Linked DNA regions of Homo sapiens: regions 1 and 3 are each linked to region 2. A link is a loop called in an ENCODE intact Hi-C map of the cell type or tissue named here. Cell type or tissue: heart left ventricle. All regions are shown on one strand. Each heading gives the region's core, and the rest is flanking DNA. Links, peaks and the distances in the headings are about the cores only.

Evidence for each region. A loop is a pair of places that touch in the nucleus more often than their neighbours do. Peaks named below come from ENCODE experiments on the same cell type or tissue, not always from the same donor. Only the 100,000 strongest peaks of a DNase experiment are listed, where the experiment ranks them.
Region 1: a loop joins it to region 2, with 3 times the contacts of the local background. A loop is called at or near these places in 6 of 110 quality-filtered maps.
Region 3: a loop joins it to region 2, with 3 times the contacts of the local background. A loop is called at or near these places in 7 of 110 quality-filtered maps.

Annotation. Positions count from the first base shown.
Region 1 is chr16:87,028,920-87,035,860 of GRCh38, forward strand. No RefSeq gene overlaps it. Among named protein-coding and RNA genes, the nearest start is that of LINC02181, 25 kb to the right of the region's middle. RefSeq lists enhancers at 1-97, 98-598 and a silencer at 4,767-4,940. In heart left ventricle, for the core only: no CTCF peak of the experiment used is centred there; no DNase peak of the experiment used is centred there; H3K27ac peaks cover 961 bases.
Region 2 is chr16:86,863,021-86,869,961 of GRCh38, forward strand. No RefSeq gene overlaps it. Among named protein-coding and RNA genes, the nearest start is that of LINC02188, 140 kb to the left of the region's middle. RefSeq lists enhancers at 5,861-6,364, 6,365-6,868. In heart left ventricle, for the core only: a CTCF peak has its summit at 2,954; DNase peaks (open chromatin) are centred at 3,061 and 3,466; H3K27ac peaks cover 2,343 bases.
Region 3 is chr16:86,981,861-86,988,801 of GRCh38, forward strand. No RefSeq gene overlaps it. Among named protein-coding and RNA genes, the nearest start is that of LINC02181, 72 kb to the right of the region's middle. In heart left ventricle, for the core only: no CTCF peak of the experiment used is centred there; a DNase peak (open chromatin) is centred at 3,361; H3K27ac peaks cover 1,267 bases.

The sequences.
Region 1 (6,941 bases), core at 924-5,923, 170 kb after region 2:
CCCCACTGACCACCACCTGTGGCTCCCCATGGAAAAGGCCCATCCATCGGCATCAGGCAGACTTGCTCAGCACCTCTGGGGGCTCCACCTCAGCCTCTTGGAGGAAGCACCAAGAGGTCGAGGCTCCAGGCCCCCCATCACCTCTCCGCTCTCATCCTCCACCACTCACCTGACTCCAGCCACATCGGCCACCCACTGCCCCCAAGCAGACGCCTCCCCCAAGTGCCCTGGGCCCTCCACTCTTGCCCACCAGCTTCTGCTGAGGCTCCCTCCAGGGCCACACCTGGGACATGTGTGAATCGGGAGCTAATGCCCCCAAAGGCAGCCTCCTTTGCCTTCCCCAAAGGCAAGTGGCCCAGCTTTCTCGCCCTCTGGAGCACAGCACTGAGGTGGTTCAGTATAGACCCAAATACCCCCAGAAAGATGAGCTCCAACTGCCCAGCAATGTGCTGCCCCTTTGCGTAGGCTTTCTTGGTCCCTCCTCTTCCTCGTCTCCCCACCCCACACCCAGCAGAGCTTCCCACAATCACCTCCTGGAGGAGGAGGTTTGGGTCCTTGTCTCAGGCTCTGCTTCAGGAAGCTCCAGATGGGTGAGGATTTCTGCCTATTTTCTCCCACTGAACCCCCAGTACACCTGCAGGTACCCTTAAAATGTAATTAAGAAGATGACTCTATTAAAATGCTTCGGCCTTATCCTCTGAGAATCGATGCTATTATTCAAAGTGGATGGGCCAATTTGCATGTCAGGAAGCTTGAAGGATGGTGAGGAAAAAAAAATGACTTCCCAAGGGCACATGGTCAGTAGCTGGTGAAGACCAAGGACTCCACCTCCTGTCTCCAGACCATCAGTGGAGGTGTTTCCATCAGGCTAAGAGGGGAAAACTGGAGTAAAAAGTGAGAGGTGACCTACCGGGGAGGTAGAGAGGTGTTTCCACCAGGATAAGAGGGGAAGAGTGGAGTAAAAAGTGAGAGGTGACCCAGAGGGGAGGTAGACGCTTGTGTTTACAAGTGTAGTGGTTAAACCACTGTGGTTAGAGTTGCCTAAGAAACATTTTTAAAATGTAAATGCCACCAGGAGTGGTGGCTCACACCTGTAATCCCAGCACTGTGGGAGGCTGAGGTGGGTGGATCACCTGAGGTCAGGAGTTTGAGACCAGCCTGACCAATATGGTGAAACCTCATCTCTACTAAAAATACAGAAAATTAGCTAGGCGTGGTGGCAGGCGCCTGTAATCCCAGCTACTCAGGTGGCTGAGCCAGGAGAATCGCTTGAACCCAGGAGGTGGATGTTGCAGTGAGCCAAGATGGTGCCATTGCACTCCAGCCTGGGCAACAAGAGCGAAACTGTCTCAAAAAATAATAATAAAATGCAAGTGCCTGGGCCCCACTGCCCAGAGATTCTGTCTTAGTCCATTCAGGTTGCTGTAGCAAAATGCCTTAGACTGGGCCATTTATAAACAAAAGAAATGTATTGCTCACAGTTCTGGAGGCTGTGAAGTCCAAGATCAAGGTGTTGGCAGATTCAAGGTCTATTCCTCACAGACAGTGCCTTCTATGCATCCTCACAGGAAAAAGAGGCAAACAAACTCCCTCAGGCCTCTTTTTTTTTTTTTTTTTCAGACAGAGTCTCACCCAGGCTGGAGTGCAGTGGCACAATCTCAGCTCACTACAACCTTCACCTCCCGGGTTCAAACAATTCTCATGCCTCAGCCTCCTGAATAGCTGGGATTACAGGGGCATGCCACCACAGCTGGCTAATTTGTTTTTGTATTTTTAATGCAGACGGGGTTTCCCCATGTTGCCCAGGCTGGTCTTGAAGTCCTGGCCTCGAGCAGTCCTCCCACCTTGGCGTCCCAAAGTGCTGGGATTACAGGCATGAGCCACTGCACCCAGCCTCCCTCAGGCCGCTTTTATAAGGGCACTAATCCCATTCTTGAGGGCTCTGCCTCCATGACCACATCACCTCTTAAAAGCTCTTTCTTAATACAATTGCACTGGAGATTAGGTCTCAACATGAATTTAATGGGGGGCACAAACATTCAGACCATAGCAGATTCTGACTTAATGAATCTGGGGGGACCCAGACATCTGTATTTTTAAAAGTTCTTCTGATGTTTCTAATATGTAACCACAGTTGGGGAACATTAGATGAAAAAAATCACCTTGCAGATTTTGCTCCCTAATACCCAAGTAGGTTATCTTTTTCTTCCTCATTGCATTGGTTGGGCTGTTTCATTTTAAAAGGAAAAAACTCAATCCAACAGGCATATACCAAAGGAGGGGGTAGTGATGAGGACTCAGGGTGTCTGTGGAAGTCCAGGATGAGGCTGCAGCAGGAACTGGAAGGCCGTTGCCCACCCCAAATTACTGCTTCTGCATCCAGCCCTCTCTCTGCCTTCTCTGCTTCTCCATCCGCAGAGCCAAGAGGGGCAGTCTTCAGGACGCCCGTGTGCACATCTCCCCATGAAGACATCAGCGCAGCCTGGGTCCCACAGGAGGCTCTGATCATACTAGTGGGGGTGGGGTGACCTCCGGGACCAGTTAACTGAGGTCAAAGGGGTGGACCATAATATGGTTTGATGTCTGTGTCCCTGTCTACACTTTGCATCAAATGTCATCCTCATTGTTGGAGGTGGGGCCTGCGGGGAGGTGACTGGATCATGGGGGTGGTTTCTCTGGAATAATTTGGCACCATCCTCCTAGTCCTGTTCTCATGATAGAGTTCTCACGAGATCTGGTCGTTTACAAGCGTGTGGGGCCCTCCCCTCTCTCTCTTCCTCCTGCTCCAGCCATGTAAGATATATTTGCTTCCCCTTCGCCTTCCGCCATGATTGTAAGTTTCCAATTAAACCTCTTTTCTTTATAAGTTACCCAGCCTCAGGCATTATTATTATTAATTTTTTTTTTGAGACCGAGTTTTGCTCTTGTCGCCCAGGCTGGAGTTCAATGGTGCAATCTCGGCTCATTGCAACCTCCATCTCCCAAGTTCAAGCGATTCTCCTGCCTCGGCCTCCCAGGTAGCTGGGATTACAGGCACCCATCACCATGCCTGGCTAATTTTTTGTATTTGTAGTAGAGATGGGGTTTCGCCATGTTGGGCAGGCTGGTCTCCAACTCCTGACCTCAAGTGATCTGCCGCCCTCGGCCTCCCAAAGTGCTGGGATTACAGGTGTGAACCACCACACCCAGCCCAGGCATTTCTTTATAGCAGTTCAAGAACAGACTAATACAGACTTCTGTGGTACAAAAACAGCCTCCCAGGTACTGGTGACTGGTGTTAGAGAGCTGCTTGCAGTCTACCTCATCCCTCTCCCACCAGCTCACACCCCCACAATACTCTTTTTCTTCCAATTGTCATAATATTTTGCTGTATCTATTTACCATTAACCATACACTAGACAGCCTTTCCTTTTCTCCTTTTAATAAACTCACTTTTTAAACTTGAATGTGGCCATTTTGTAGGCAGTGGCACCTGTGAAGTCGAGGGTTGCAATGTGTTCGAAATGTTTCAATAATGCATATTTGCATATGCCAGGCCATATTAGAGCTGGAGGCAGAAGGGAAAACATCAATAATATGGATGCTACCTCTGTTCAAAATTTCAGTATTTTGTTCATCGGGAATATTTTTGCATTTTGATTGTTTTACATTGGATTAAATTATTATGTATCTCAATGATTATGGGGGTTTTTAATGTCCTCTTAAATTTTCACCCAAGGCAAGCATCTTACCTGCCCTACTTCAGTTCCAGTCCTGCAGAATTATTTAAGTGGAAGCTCGAAATAATCATGCCCGTGTCACCTGAGACCTCTTGAGTCCCACACTTTGGAAACACTCACTTCACCTGCCTAAAATAGAATCAGTGAAGCAGAGGACGCCTTTCATGTCTGCTGGTGCAAATCCCTCTCTCCCAAGTGAGGAAACTGAGGCCCAGCGAGGTCGCAGTGACAGGCCCCAGCCCCACAGCCGTTTGATGACAACTTCACATCGGAGCCCAGTTCAGTCCGGACACTTTGCCTGCACCTGATTCTTCTGTCGCTTCATTAATCTTATGAATAAGGGAAGAAAAAAGTAAGGGCTATGGCCTCAGCTTTCCATAACTTTGCTTTATTTCTGGAGTGAGCAATCCAGCCCCGGCCGAAGGAATCATAAATCCCTCTGGGAAAGAGCCCTGGAACTCCTGAGCCCACGCCAGGGCGGCCCCGGGGGGCACAGGGCTGGCCAGGGAGAGATCGCCCTGCATGCCACTTCCACCACCCAAGCCAGGACCCGACATTTTTAGGCAGTGACATCAGAGTGGAGTGAACAGAGACCACCCTTGAAAGGAAAAACAAGTCACAAAAAGGCAGGCGGGGGATGGTAAAAGGGACCGGGCGGGCCCTCTCCTTTGCCTTGGCGAACACGATAAATTCAAGAGTAAAAATAATCTCGAGTTACATAAGGGAGTTGCATTTTAATCCCATCACGGGGTGCCAGCCCTGAGGCCAACAGTAAACGTGTCATCCCCTGTGAGCCCCACAGCAGCCCATGGGGGGAAGGTGCTATTTTATTCCCATTTTACACAAGAGAAGACCAAGGCTCAGAGAGGTTAAGTGGCTTCTCTGCAGTCTTTCACTCAGTAGAACATGGCCAAGATTCAAACCCTGGCTGTCGGAAGCAGCAGACGCCCTTATGAGCAGGCGGCGATGACTCTCACGGAGGAAGCCCCCTCCTCTGCTGGAAGGAGGCCCCCAGCCATCTGTGCCAGAAGTCATGTTCCCCAAATCCCCGACTCTGAGAGCCACAACATTCCAAATCCTCCATTGCTCCAAGGGGTAATCCCCCTCCCTCCCGCATGGACCTCCCGACTCCCGTCCCCCAACCAGCAGGCTACCAGACCCTTCCTTTCCAGATTCTCTCTTTTACCAGGTCAGTCGAAATCCCCAGGTGGCTGGGTCTAAGCCCCAAGCTTGCACCCCTCATGCCAGAAAGAAGTTGGCCCCTGAGCGGATGAAACTCAAGCTGGCCCTATCCACCCACGTGTGAGATTCCTGCAGAATTATGTGCATTTTTTGGTGGGGAGAGTGGAGCTTAAATATTTCTGATGAGACTGAACTGGAGCTGCCTGGAACCATTCTCTGAATTGGATCATCTACCCAGATGCACAACCTCACCACTTATCTACTAACCGTCAACAAGGAACTCACATCACGGCTTGGCCAAGAAGCACACCACTCTGCGAATGTACACAGTATCCTTCCAGAAGCGGGGGAGGCAGCTGCCGTCCCACCCAGAAGCCTATTCCCTGCTCCGACCAGGTGGAAAATCTGCTCAACTCAAAAGGTCAAACCTAGTTTAATTTTATACCCTTTTGTTAAGAATATGCCCTTAAAAAAACCCAAAAAAACAAAATAAAAACACTTCACGTTTCTTTCCAACTGTTCAAAAGTTAATTCATGTGGAAGAAAAAAAAAAAGATTAGGATAAAATTTCAAATATTAAATTCAAATGCAGGATTAATGACTTCTATTTCTAAGCCCAAGAGGTTGTCTGGAATTTAGGGCATTTTTGGAGTAGTCAACACCAGACATAACCAGATGCGGTTGTATTTTGGACCAAGTCAGCACAAATTTAGCACCTTGAAAGACTATATCCACATCTGCCTTAATACAAACAGTTCCCCCTTTCTTAAAACTCTCTGTCCAAAATGAATTCAAAGCCATCAGCTTAAAGACAAAGACTGAACACTTTTTAAATATAAGTGACGGTAGCTGACAAATGCGAGGCCTGACTCACACCTCCTTCCCACTTTAACCCTTTCTCTGCTTTCACCCTCCTCAAATATACACACACAGGCCCCAAGGACAGCACGAAAATGACTAATTTGAAAGAAGGAAAAATCAGGCTCTCCATAAAGCATGGTCTCTCCAGAGTCACTAAGTACTGTAACAAAACATGCCTCAAGTTCTGCCGATCCCAAGAAGTACTGAAAAAAAATCACGTATGCGAACCCTATCTGGGCAATTTTTCCAGCCCAGTGTGGTTTGGATCATTTAGGAGAAATTCCGAATAGGAGTCTGGATGATTTATCCAAGTCCTCAGATGAGCATACTCAAAGAGCATCCCCTCATGCTATGGCATCGGCAGGAACAGGACGATGGGCATGGGACAGTGGGACGATGCCCCAGGGCTGTGATTCCAGGCCCTGGCTGAATGAAGTGTCCTGTGGGACATCAGCAACACTTGGCAAAGAACTTCATGGTCCAATACGCTTGGAAAGCACAAGGTACTCTAAGACAGGGCTGGCCAACCATGTCCCGGGGCCATGTTGGACCCTCCACGTGTTTTTATAAATAAAGTTTTATTGGAACACAGCCATGCCCATTTGATTATAGACTGTCCATGGCAGCTGCCTGCCACAACAGCTCAGTGTGTCCTTGCGACAGCCCAGATGACCCACGAAGCCAAAAGCTTTACTAGCTGGCCCTTTAGAGATAGAGCAGAGCAGGGGTCAGCAAACTCTAAGACCTTAGAGATTCACAAATTAGAGAGTCAGCACGTTAAACACTCCGAGAGATCCTGCCACAGGGAACTCTAGTCCACTTGGTCTAGCATAATATTCTCAACTACATTTAATTTTAAAAAAACTTTTCCCTCTCTAAGACATGTATTAATTCCTCTCATAGGATGCCCTTCCTAGGACACATTTTGGGAGATACTGGTGTGTGTGCACATGTGTGCTTGTATGTGCACGGAAGAAATACGTGTGAGAACAGTCACCACGAGGAAAACACCCTGTGTCCATTTTCGGACACCTCCGGCCTGACACAGCAGGCACAAGAACGTCATTCATGTGGTTACTTAACCAGCTCTTGAGACACGTAAGAATACCGCATCCACACAACCAAATTAAAAGGTTCCGTTTGTTCAGGAGAGAAATTGTTTTATTACCAATAATTGAT
Region 2 (6,941 bases), core at 800-5,799:
AGGAGATGGATGAAGAAAGATCCGTCACAGCCGTGCCGCACCAGTAGAGTCGGCTCTGTGGAAGCCTGGAGGTGCTTTACAGCCGGGCGGGTCGTGTGACAGGCTCTCCCTGAAACTTCATGGGCCTTCAAGAAGGGCACTGTGCTAGCTGCTAAGAGTCAAATGGAGGAGAAGCCTGAAATTTGTGAACGTAAGGAACTTCAGTCTAGGGTGTGGGGTGGGCAGAGAAGTAAATAGGCAACTACAATGTCACATGGGACAGTCCGTGGTGGGGTACAGCTGAGACCGTTCCACTTTATATCCACTTTATTGACGATACACAAGGAGTTCATGCTTCCCTGCCTCTCTTGCAGGCAGCTGGGTGATTAGCTCTGGACAACAGACTGTGAGCAACAGTGACACGGGCCACTTTGGATCCTGGGCAGTTGAGGCAGGAATGAGTTCTCTCTACTCTTTGCTCCCTGCTGTGCCCAGGAGTGGTGCCTCCTTCAGTCTGAGTCCCTAACAATGGTGTGGAACAGGGACCTGGGCTTTCTGGAACATGCCATGTGAGTGAGAAGCAGATGTGGGTTGCATGAAGTCCCTAAGGTTTCAGGGTTTATTTCTGACTGCAGCCCAACCTCGCTGGTCCTGGCTGGTACAAGGGAGCAGTTGCACAGTGCTCTGGGCAAGAGGCAGATGGCAGGGTAGACGGGGCTCAGCAAAGGCTTCCCATGGACAGGAGAGGCAAACTGAGCCCTGATGGAGCTGGCCAGGTGACCAGCAGAGGAAGAGCATTCCAGACAGAGGGAACAGCACATGCAGGTGTTGGGGGAGGACTCTGCATGTCCAGGACTGGGCGGGAGCACCCAGAGCAGACGGAGCGGAGCACGCAGGTGCAGCCTACAGGGGAGGGAGTTGGAGCCCTGGGTTGCACCCTACAGGGGTGCTCTTTATCACAGTGACCAAGGAGAGTCGCTCAGGCATATGTATATATATTTTAAACCAATTCAGCAATTCTTTAATAGTCGTTGGGCAGTTAGCTTTATACAGATGCCTAGTGTCTTTGTCAGGCTTATAGAATGATATTTTCATTTACATTTGCCTGAGGTTGCCTTTTTTTTTCTTTCTTAACTTTTAGGTTCAGGGGTACAGGTTCAGGTGTGTTACATAGTTAAGTTGTGTGTCATGGGGGGTTGGTTGTACAGATTATTTTATTTAGTCACCCAGGCGATAAGCATAGTGCCAGATAGGTTGTTTTGTTTTGTTTTGTTTTTTGAGACATTCTCACTCTGTAGCCCAGTCTGGAGTGCAAAGGCGTGATCTCGGCTCACTGCAATCTCCCCATCCCAGGTTCAAGCAATTCTCCTGCCTCAGCCTCCCAAGTAGCTGGGATTAAAGGCGCCCCAGTATGCCCAACTAATTTTTTGTATTTTTATTAGAGATGGGGTTTCGCCATGTTGGCCAGGTTGGTCTCGAACTCCTGACCTCAGGTGATCCACCCCCATCGCCCTCCCAGAGTGCTGGGATGACAGGTGTGAGCCATCACACCCTGTCCCAGGTTTTTGATCCTTACCCTCCTCCCTCCCTCCACCCTCCAGGAGGCCCTGGTGTCAGTTGTCCCCTCTCTGTGTCCATGCGTACTCAATGTTTATCTCCCACTTGTGAGAACATGTAGTATTTGGTTTTCTGTTCCTGTGTTTGTTTGCTTAGGATAATGGCCTTCCAGCTCCATCCATGTTGCTGCAAAGGACATGATCTCATTCTTTTTTCTGGCTGTGTAGTATTCCATGGTATACATGTACCACATTTTCTTTATCCAATCTACTGGTGGGCATTCCGGTTAATTCCACGACTTTGCTATTGTGAATTCACTCGCATTTTCAGCAGGGAGATGATACGATCACATTGCATGATAAAGGGTTACGTTGGCTCCTGAGTGGCCTGGAGATTAGAAAGGAACAAGGCTGGAGACAGAGACCCCACTGAGTCTCCACTCATTGACACATGTATTCAACCAACGTGTATTGAAAACCTGCAGCACACCGGGCACTGTTCTGGCCCTGAGGAGGCAGCAGTGAGAAAAACGTAGAAGTCACGTGTGTAACACACATGGAGAGGAATGAGACTGGGCGGGGGGTTACGGGGCCAGGCTGTAGTTTGTGCCCTTTCCATGTGTGCATTTTATGTCAACACAATGTCTAAAACATTTCAAGAAATTCATGTTTCATGTTCCAAATAAAAGTCTGCACCCCAGGCTATTTCCCTGAGGAGGTGGATGCGATCGATAACTCCTCCTCAAAACCCAAGCACCGCCTTCCCACCCAACCCCCTGCAGGGGCTGGGAGGGCACAGAGGGCTCCAAGCTTGGGGGACAGAGGCGCATGGGCAGCAGCCCCCAGACAAGGATCACATAGACACAGGGGCGGCTTCCCATGGGGTATGCAAGAAATGTTCTCACATTTTCAATTGTCTTGTATTTATAATACTGTGTTTTAAGAAAAAGATCCCATAACCAACACAAATAATTGTACTGTTTAGAATAAAGTTGAGTAAAAAGACAAAGAAGAGGGTGTCATGTCAATTCAAAGTTGATTCCAAGAAAATATTCACCAAAATGGTAACCAAAGGCAGTCGCAGGACACCCAGACTGTGGGGGAGAGTGCCCAGGGAGGCGAAGCCGGCAACAGCCATGCAGGTAAAAGGCAGGACTTCCCAGTACCCTTTCCTCATCTGTGGAATTAGGAGAGCAAACTCTTCTCTAGTCACCAAGGTAACCGTATGCCATCAGCACGTCTGTGACTTTCTGTTGTCCAGACAAAGCCATTTTCAAAACTCACCCCACAGGGGCACTGGCACCTCTCAGATGGCAAGAAAAATACCAGGGAGGAAAAACAAAATCCGACGATTCAGGCTGCCCCGGGCAGTGGTTCTCTGGCAAGCAGACAAACGCAGGAGGCTTGAGTAACTGGCATCACAGTACCTGGTGCCCGAGGGAGGGTGGTGGCCGTAACAGAGCACTGCACCCTCACGGTCACCCGGGCCCTGAGACTGCCTTAGGAAGCCCTGATGGGCTGTGCGTGACGCTGGGCTGTACACTGTTCCCTTGCTTTGGCCCCAGCCTGGGCCCCATGCCCACGGATGGTACGGATGTCATCAACTTACAGTGTTTATTTTTGGCTTTTTCCATTGCACTTAGAGCCAGCTATCAAGCCAGACACATTTTGCTTTTTTTAACTTAGCCTGGCTTATGAGTCCAATGTTGAACCAGGATCTGAGGGGAGGGCGCGTATCTGCATTGACACAGAAGTCCCAATTGTGTCTCTTGGATGGCAAAATAAAAACAGTTTGCAAAAAACAGGGAAAGAACACAGGCAGAGCAGATGTGGCTCCCGCAGGGGAGGCTCTGGCGGTGGGCTGGCTGAGCCCGTGTCTGCATGAGATGGGATGACATCGGCACCACTGGCAGAGCCTGGACTAGCTGTCCTTCCTTCCCACCAATGTGCGTGACAGGCCGCTGAGCCTCCCGGTGTGCAGGAGCTGAGACTTGCAGCCTACTGAATGCACATGCTACTTCCTCACCAGCCCCAGACCTTGATGGACAGTCATTGCCTTGTTACTTTGATCAGCCACATTGCCGTATATTCATCCGACAAGGTCTGCTACACCCCTTCGGGGCAGGTACTGTGCTCAGTTCTGGGGACCTAACAGAGAACTTGATGGACTCACCCCTGTCCTCATGGAGCTTCCAGACTAGGGAAAAGAGAAGAAGATGTGAGCCACTGAAGGTCTCAGAGTGAGAATGGCCTTGTTGCGTCACTCAGCTCCTGGCTTCTTCCTACCTCTGTAACTCCCCCCATGGGGTCACGTTTCCAATCCTTAAATATGAAGGTTTCCTGGGGCTTGGTCCCTGGTCCTCTTCTTCCTCCTTGTACTATTTCAGGCCTACCCCACAGCTCCCAGACATTCACCTGGTGTCTGAGCTGATCATTTCCAGGTCCAGAGCTCAGGTCTCTGGCCTAACCTCCTAGCAGGCATCTCCACTGGCATCCATCCCACCCACACATCCACTGCCTGGTTCTGTGCACCCAATGCTGCAGACTTGCCCAGGTGGGTCCACTTCTTCCACCTGCAAATCCACAGCCACCCAGCCCAGGCTGTTAGCACCTCCGGCCTGGACCTCCCTGGAGCATTGTGTTGGCCTCCTTCCTGTCTTCTTGTTCCCCTGCCTTGTCCACCTGCACGTTACCCTTAGCCCAGTAATCACAGTGGCCCTTGTAAATCCTGAGTAGAAGAGGCCCTCCCTCTGCTGAGAACCCCGCCACAGCCCCTTGTCCCTCAGAGTCAACGCTAAAGTCTTTACAGGCTCCCAGGGCTCTCTGCTCTCCCCACTCCCCCTTTCCCTTTGAACTCCCTCATTTCCACTGCTCCCACTCACCATGTCACAGCCAGGCTCATCTCCTATTCCTCCATAAGCAACCTGCCTCAAGACCCTTGCTCTTTCTGCTCCCTCTCCTGGCATGCTCTTCCCCTGATATCTCTATGGCTCCCATCTTCCCTTCCATACGCTTTTACTTCTACAATGCCGCCCTCTCTGCAGCCTTCAGTGACTTCTCTATTTACAATGCAGACCCCACACCCATCCCCCCTACACCTATTTTCTCCCCATGTGTTCATGTCTGTGCACTTTACTTACTGATTTTATTGTCTGAGTCCTCCCTCCAGAACATAAGCCCCTGAGGGCAGGAGTCTGTGCAGTTTTGTCCCCTGCTGTGAATAGACACATTTAATCACCCATTCCACTGTGGTGTGCGTTTCAGTTGCTTTCAGCTGGGGTTCCTACGGGTAGTGCTGCTACGTGCACCCCAATCCTTAATTGCAGGAATGGATATCCTTCAAACTGACGGCTTAGACACAGGTTTACCGCAATGTGGGTGTGGTCTCAACCTCTCCTCCACCCGGGCAGGTCCTGCTCGCCCAGTTGCCATTTTTGTTAGCTAGCAGAAATGGCCATTCTTTCAAATGACATGGATTGCCAAAAATAATAACGCAGCCAATCTAAGGGGCAATTTTAAAATCCCCATGCCAACACTTCTCAATCCAAACTCAGGGTGATCCCCTTTGGATGGTGGAAAGGGGACTGCGCCCTTGAGGGCACTTTTCCCAGGCCACTGCCCCCCAGGTCCAGCCACTCGTAGTGGCCGCTGCCCACAGCTGGCAATGGTAATGGCATCTGGAGACAGGGCGGCCGACACCCTCTGACCTTTGTGTGAGGGTGAGGTGGGCGGAGGGGGTGAGGAAGGGACCAGGGCTGGCCCAGCTTCGGGACACCCGCGGCCCCTCCCTGGAAGGAGGGGCTTCCCAGAAGCCCTCCCAGGGAGAACCCATCACACGGAGGTCACGCTCCAGACCTCGGAGCAGCTTCTGCTGCTCTCCTTTGTTTAGTTTTATGTTTTATTTTTAATTTGAGCCACATTTTTCTAAAAATGGGAGATGTCGCCAACCATTTCAAACTTCTGGCTTCTCTTGAAATGCAGGAAGATATGGCCAACCCAGGCCAGCATTCGGCTGTGGCCACAATGGGCTGTAGCCGACTATTGGGCTCTCTACTGAAGCGGGGGTAAATTACAAACATGAAATTATTTTATGCTGGCATCATGACCTGTGTGCATGTGAATTCGCTTCTAGGTATTGAGAAGAGAGATGGGAAAGAAAGAGGAAGACAAAGAGAGCTAAGACAGAGAGACAGAGAGAGACACGGAGAGGGAAAGGAAGAGAGGGGGTGAGACAGAGAGAAGGTAAGGCAGAGAGGTAGAGGGGAAAATGATTCTAAAAGCCTGGGGGCTTTGCCCTCTGCTTCACCCAGTGGACTTAACGCCTGGAGATGAAACTGGAGATCCGTCCTTTCCCATGTCCCGCGGCCACCCAGAAAGCACAGCCTGCAGCCCTGAAGGCAAATGTGAGTTCCCGGTCAGTCTGCAGACGGATCCTTACTGTGCACTGTAAGGCTCTGTGGAAGCCGCTGCTTTTGCTTGTTCAACAGCAGAAGCAGCGTGATTTATAGATGATTTAACTGTTCTTTCGAGGATTATTTTTTCTATGCAGTTCTTAATTGGGGGCTTACGTGCTGACATTAGAACTTAATTCCCATTGAAGTGGCAACTCGGTTAAATGATATCAAATGTCTTTTTAGCTGAGCTGCATCCAACCCCCGGTCCTGACCCCTGGGGGGATGTCTCCTCCAGGTAGCACTGGCTGAAACCTGCAGTGTGCCCACCTCTCCCAAGAGTGGCATGAGCAGGGGCCACGCAGCTCCTTCCTCACAGGTTCCAGGACCCAGGCTGAGAGGAGCTGAGGGGCCCAACATCCCAAGGAGACCAGCGCCAGCCCAGCCAGCCTGTCCCCACCCAAGTCCCCAGGAGGCCAGGCCAGCTGCCCGCGGGGAGGAGGAAAGCCATGGCACTGCAGGGGGTGAGGTCAGCCTCCCACTGCACCTGTGGGGGGCCAGGCCTTCTCCCACAGTGGGCAGGGGAGCAGCAGGCCCCCCACGGCTGTCACTCACAGCCAAATGCGTCCAGCAAACAAAATATCACTCACTGTCCCCTGACAAGAACAAATAAACATCCAGGGGGAGGTAGGAATAAGAGCGGGGCTGACAGCTTTACCTTAAGGGCCCGTGTGGCTGCTCGGCAAACCCCAAAGTCCTGCAAGTGCTCCCAGCCCCTCGGGCTGGCACAGGCGTGCCCCAGACGCACCCGCATGTCCACAGACATGCACACCCACGTGTCCTCCACGCCCCGAACACACGGGGCGCAGGCGCAGTTTGGAACTGCGTAGAGGTGACGGCGGCGCAGGCGCAGTTTAGAACTGCGGAGAGGTGATGGCCGCGCAGGCGCAGTTTGGAACTGCGTAGAGGTGATGGCCGCACAACATGTGATGCATTCAGTGCCGCTGAGTTGTTC
Region 3 (6,941 bases), core at 594-5,593, 120 kb after region 2:
GGCGGGCGCCCGTAGTCCCAGCTACTCAGGAGGCTGAAGCAGGAGAATGGCTTGAACCCAGGAGGCGGAGCTTGCAGTGAGCCAAGATTGCACCACTGCACTCTAGCCTGGGCAACAGAGCAAGACGAAAGAAAGGAAAGAAAGAAAGAAAAGAAAGGAAAGGAAGGAAAGAAAGAGAGAAAGAAGGAAAGAAAGAAAGAAAGAAAGAAAGAAAGAAAGAAAGAAAGAAAGAAAGAAAGAAAGAAAGAAAGAAAAAAGGAAGGAAAGAAGGAAGGAGAAAGAAAAAGAAGAAAGAAAGAAAAGGAAAGAAAGGAAAGAAAGGAAGAAAGAAAGAAAAAGAAAGAAAGAAAAAGAAAAAGAAAGAAAGAAAGAAAGAAAGAAAGAAAGAAAGAGAAAGAAAGAACGAAAGAAAGAGAGGCTGATCTATAGTGGCAGAATCAGATGGAAGCACCTCCCGTGGAAGGGGCACCGTCCACTGGGGAAGCGCCCTGCATGCACTGGCCTGGGTGACAGCTGCATGCAGGTGGGGGATGCTGGAAAAGCCCCTGCGTGGCACCCTGGGGTGAGTGCTCCCCACTGCATGTGACTCAGTAAAAATTAAAGACCAGGCTTATCCTAAAATGGATATTAGATAACAAAGGATTGAAACGATTTTAATATTTTTTTTTTTCTTTGGAGACAGAGTCTCGCTCTGCCACCCAGGCTGGAGTGCAGTGGTGTGATCATGGCTCACTGCAGCCTCCACCTCCCCGGTTCACGCCATTCTCCTGTCTCAGCCTCCCGAGTAGCTGTGATTACAGGCACCCACTGCCATGCCCGGCTAATTTTTGTATTTTTAGTAAACACTGGGTTTAACCATGTTGGCCAGGCTGGTTTTGGACTCCTGGCCTCACCGGATCTGCCTACCTCAGCCTCCCAAAGTTCTGGGATTATGGGCATGAGCCACTGCACCCAGCCAATTTTAATAATTTTTAATGGGAAAGGCATCTCCACAATTCTGAAGTCTAAATGATTTAAAAGGTCTAGATTCAGAAACTTTGTCCCCTTCTGTCCCCCACCTCCTGGCTTCCTCAGGCGAAGCTGTGCACACAGCTCCCAGCCCGGTCAACGTGCAGCCCCACTCTCCTTCTCAAGCAAATACTTGTGGCGCACTCAGCTACTGTTCATTACTGTGCTTTTCCACTCAGTAGCCTGGTCTGGGAGCCTCCACGTCAGTACACAGAGTGCTTCTGCAGCCTTTGATGGACATGAGTTTGCACCAGAGCAGCTGCAGAGGTGAGACGTCGGTTCTCCACGTCGCCCTCCGTCTGCATCACATCTGGGTGAGACCTGTGTCTTTCCTCTACTGTGTTACATACACGTTTCTCGCAACTTAAAATTTGGAACTAATATGTGTGGCAGCCTGTACACAAGCACAGGTCAGGACTGGACTTCTCAAGAGTTTGTTGAGGCCCAGCGTGGTGGCTCACTCCTGCAATCCCAGCACTTTGGGTGGCCAAGGCGGAAGGATTGCTTGAGCTCAGGAGTTCAAGACCAGCCTGGGCAACATGGTGAAATCCCACCTCTACAAAAAAATCACAAAAATTAGCCGGGCATGGTGACATGCACCTGTAGTCCTAGCTACTCAGAAGGCTGAGGTGGGAGGATCACCTGAGCATGGGGAGGTCGGGGCTGCAGTGAGCCATGATCACACCACTGCATGCCAGCCTGGGCAACAGAGTGAGACCTCATCTCAAAAAAAAAAAAAAAGAGTTTGTTGAGGCTGAGGTAGAGGCTGGGGTAATCTTAAGGGTAAGGCCTGGGGGTAAAATTTGGGGGGTAGAACCTAGAGGAGAGGCTAAGAGTGGAGGCTAGGGGAGGGAAGCAGGGGTGGAGGCTGGGGGTGAAGGCTGGGAGGAGGCTGAGAGTGGAGGCTGGAAGAGATTGGAGGTAGAGGCTGGGGTGGAGGCTGGGAGGAGACTGAGAGTGGAGGCTTGGAGTGAAGGCTGGGGAGTTTGGAGGTGGAGGCTGAGGGTGGAGGCTGGAGGTAGAACTTGAGGGATGGAAGCTGAGGGTGGAGGCTGGGGGTGGAGGCTGGGAGTTGAGGTGAGGTTGAGGGCTATGGACTCAGATCTATGTTTGATTGCAACCCTGCCTTCATCAAGGGGCTCACCTTCTCTCACTTAACAGATTCCTCATCTATAAAATTGTACTGATAATACTCAGCTTTCGGATGTTACGCAAATCAAACAAGATAACATATATCATTATCCACTGAAGCCTGAGGGTTCCTCCTGGAACCCTCACCTCAAGCGCAGAATATGAACAAGCACGGGTTAAGGGACCGGTATGCACGGACTTGAGGAGTCTACGTTTCCATCACCTTACCAACAACAAGAAAAAGGAATTCCGAGGGGCTTGCTATGCACCTACCATTATCAACTCCACTTATAAACATTCTGCTTTTTATCCTCCTTCTATTGGTTGGGGAAATTGAGGCACAGAGATAGTGAGTAATTTGCTGCAGGTCAGGGAGCAAGTGAGGGCAGAGCCAGGGTCTGAGCGGGACAGTCTGGCTCCAAGCTGTGCCCTGGGCCCTGGGTCGTCCGGCGTGGATGCACACCCAGGGAACTTGATCATAAAAGCCAGTCGTGAATTATCTGGCGACAGACCGATGGGGGTATCATTGGGATGCAGAATCCATCTCTTTTACAACTGTCCTGACGTGTTTATAGATCCATGCATCTGATGGGGGCAGGGGAAGGCGGCCTAGAGTCCTCTGGGCCACCCCTAGCTCTGTGCAGGGCTGAGTCCAGCCACTGCCAGAAAATGAGGAAAAACCATCCATGTTGAACGATTTTCATGAAAGCAGGTTCCAGAGCTGATCTTTGGCACATGGGCCACCCCTGACGTTGGAGGCCTTTAAAATATGGCCCAGAAAGCAAAGCAGAAAGTGGCCAGAAAGGAAAAGTCTCCATCTCAAATCTCCTATCGCTCAGACTCCCCTGAACTTGGGTCCCGCATCCACGTTGCCACTTCTGATGGGCTGTCTTCCCAGAGCACACAAATTGTCAGCTAGGAGCACTTTGGGGAAGCCCCCGACCTGTAAAAGCCACTGGGATGTTCACCCCACCCAGCGTTCCCTCCAGAGCCATCCAGCGCCTGGGCCTGCCCTGAAAATCAGGAAAGAGGAGGAGAAATGGAAGTGGGGAGCAGCATTTCTAAGACCCCCAGGCTGCACCCTGCTGGGCCACGGACCTGTCTGTCTCTGCTGACGATGCCCAGGCTGGATGACTATTTATAGAAGTGGAGGAATGTCCAATGACCGCATCTGGAAGCGATCGAGGGAGGGCTGAGCAGCCGTCAGAGCCTGGCACCCACTGGATGACACCCCAGTGGGCCGTCACCAAGAGTGGCTGAAAAACCAGGGTGTAGCCACCTCCCTCCAAGGGCCTCCAGGGCAACTGTCACTGCTTTGAAAGGACATTCTGTGCTGGTTGGAGGGACGGTTCCACTGGGTGAAGAGGCAATTACCTGCCATAATTATGCAAGCTTCTAATCACGGCATGGTGGCTAATTACTTACAAATTGCTCAGGCAGTAAATCCCCAGGCAGAAAGGCCCCCTGCCCTTGGAATGTGGGCTGGTTCCTGAGAGAAGGGGTGGCTTGCTGCGGGTGGCCCAGCCTTGCCCTTGCCCCAAAGGCTCTCTGAACAGCCTCTGGAAACACTGAGAATGTGGCAGACAACAGGCCTGTAGGAGACTGGCCACAGCATCGCACTTGCTTCTTCAAGGCGTGGGGGCACTGGGCCTCCAAGCTCTGCCTCCTGTTCTCAGTGTGAGGCCCTGGACTTCCCGGCACAGGAAGTTTTTCCATGCACGCCTCTTCTTGCTCTTCTTGTAGCAAGAAGACAACAGTGGGCCTGGGGCGGCTGCAGGGCTGAAACCCCTTGCAGGGTTGGACAAGACCTAAGGGGGTGTGCCACCTCGCTGTGACCTCCTGCTACTGGGCAGCAGCTGGCTGCTCACTGTCCAAAGTGACCACTTGCCTGCCGCTGGGTCCAAGGACCTGACAGTACCTGGCACACAGTAGGTGCTCAGTAGGTGTGTTGGCGAGCGGATGACGGCCGCCCTCAGGTCTGAGTCTCCAGGGCGGACCACGCTGTGCTTCCCACGGCTCCTGCACACTTCTGGGCACACGTTGTCACTCAGTGTGTTTTGGCTTTGGGCCCTTTTTAGTTTAGGTTTCATCTGGGTAATTCGTTTCTTTGAAATGCATTATAAATATACATATTCATGACAGCAGGGGATTTAACATTATTTATTAATATTATTTAATATTGAAAGGATCCCATGAAAAACTCTAACACGGTTTTTGACACATGGACGGGTGGGTGTGCCCTTTCCAGCCCTGAAGAGGTGGTCAGGTCCACAAGCTGGGGGTCACGCACCAGAGCTCCAGGCAGCCTACAGGAGATGCAGTTCCCACCTGAGACCACCAGGCCAGAATCTGCAGCTTCGCAGGAGCCCCGGTGCGTTGTGGAGACAGCTCCCTAGACCCTCTTCTGCGGCCATGGTCCTAATTTTCAGAAGATGTGTGTTCATTAAAAAACAAGAATACCCTGCTATGGTGTCTCCTCACACTGGATTATTTACATTCATTGAGGATAAGGGAACTGACTCCTAGCCTGGGAGCTCCAGGAGGGAGAATCTGGGTGTTGACCGCTATATCCTGGGTCCTAGAACTATGCCTGGTACACGGTAGCAGCTCGATAAATATCGGATGACTGTGTGCACTGACCAATGCCCACTTCTTTTAAGGGTCAATATCAACTTTCGGAATAATCCCACTTTTGTTTTTAAAACGTGTAAGTGTGCTATTGGCTGTGTGTGTGCTCAGAGGGAAAGGTCTGACTTCCTATGAGCATAGGCCACTCTGGGAATGTTTCTTAAATATTGTTTTCTTTCCATCGCTTACTAACACAATGTTGAACCACGAGAGTAGAGTACTCCCAACAGGCCACTCCCAGATCAGGGAGGGGAGGGGAGGGGGGGGAGGGGGGAGGGGAGGGGAGGGGGAGGGGAGGGGAGGGGAGGGGAGGGGGAGGGGAGGGGAGGGGGAGGGGAGGGGAGGGGGAGGGGGAGCAGGACCCTGCTGTTCAAGTCGCATCTTTAGAGCTGCGTGAAGTACCCAGTTCCTGGCCCCAGCCCCCTCCTCTGAACGCCTACGGATGTCATTACCTGTGAAGTTCCCTGCACTAAATCCTGCCCTGTCTCCTGTGTGTGCCGTGTCCCTGTGCTTGAAACCCAGCTCCCAGAGAAGCCCCCAGGAAGGGCGGAGCCTTTTCTCCTCATATTTGGCCCCCTCCTGCCCACCCCAGGCCTTGCGCATTGTGTCGGCAGCTGACACCCCCAAGCATCTCCATTTCAGGGGTCAGACGACAAGAAGCCTTCCCTCTGGTACCCCGGGGGCATATGCAGGCTGAGGGCATACGCAGGCTGAGGGCATACGCAAGCTGAAGGCATATACGCAGGCTGAAGGCACATACGCAGGCTGAGGGCATATGCAGGCTGAGGGCATACGCAGGCTGAGGGCGGGGTCCCAAAACCCAGTGGCTTTTAAGTTTCACTCTGGCCTAATCACCATTTAACCAGTCCAAACTTCAGTTTTCTCCTCTCCTCTGGGAAACGGGAATAAAGCATTACAGGACAATGCATGTACAGAGTTGAACAGGATCTCCCCAAAATTCACAGCCTCCTCAAACCTCAGAATGGGGCCTTCTTTGGAAATAGGTTCTCTGCAGGTGTGAGTTAGGATGAGGTCATACTGGACTAGGGTGGGCGCTAAACCCAATGACTTGTGTCCTTACAAGAGGAGAGAGACACAGAGACACACAGAGGAGAGGCCGGTGAAGACAGTCAGGGATTGGAGCCATGCGGCCACAAGCCAAGGGGTGCCTGGAGCCACCAGCAGCTGCAAGAGTCAGGAAAGACCCTCCTCTGGAGCCTTTAGCCCCTGCCCACACTGAGAAGTCTGGCCCCAGAACCAAGAGAGAAAGTGCTCCTGCTGTTGTGCGCCCTCGAGCCGTGGTTGTTAGGACAGCCGAGGAACCCGCGACCGTGCCCGGAGACCTGCGTGTGGAGGGCTGCTGCTGGTGCCCACTCACAGGCTGTCACCCTCAGGGAGCTTCCATCCCCCCAGGGTGTCCCCTTTGCCTCCAGGCACCTGTCACTGCACAAGAGGACCACAGACAAAAGTGAAAGGAACAGGGGCACAGTGGCTTGGGGCCGTCTTCTCATCCACCCGGGCCTGCACCACAGTTGCCCTGTGCACCTTTGTCCCCCGCACTGGCCACAGCTCCGCAGCAGCCCTGGCTCTGGCAGTCCAGGGAGAAGCTCTAAGAGAAAGTGTCCCCAGCAAAGAGCAGGGACACACAGAGCAGAGACATGCACGGTGCACCGGCCGTTGTGTCGCCCCGTTGTTTGGAGAGCAGGACCTTGTTCACCCCTGGAGCCCAGATACAGATGTGTAGGGTCTGGGGCTGGCCCTAATTAACTTAGGGAGGCCACGTACACTTGACCGAACTGCGGAGGTCATCGGCAAACCCGAGTTGCCCCTGTGCTATTTTTAGCCTTGAGGGCCACGTGGTGAGACCCAGCTTTGCCACGGCTGGGACGGTGGAGGAAGGGGGCTCAGCGAAAGAGGGTGAGGGGAAGGAATGACAGAGTGCAAGAGGCTCCACCAGAAGAGGCCTGTGCCAGCCCACAAGGCCTGGGCCTTCGCTATGGCATCTCCACACACGGGATCCAGATGCTTGCACCATTGCTGTGGGGTGGGGTCAGCGCTGGCACCAGCTAAGAGTTAGAGAAACTGAGGCCCAGAGTGGCAAAATGTGTGAGGGGCCCAGGGAAGGAGAACGTTTGCCCTCCAGAGCCTCTCGCTGTAGGAGGATCACGTCTGAG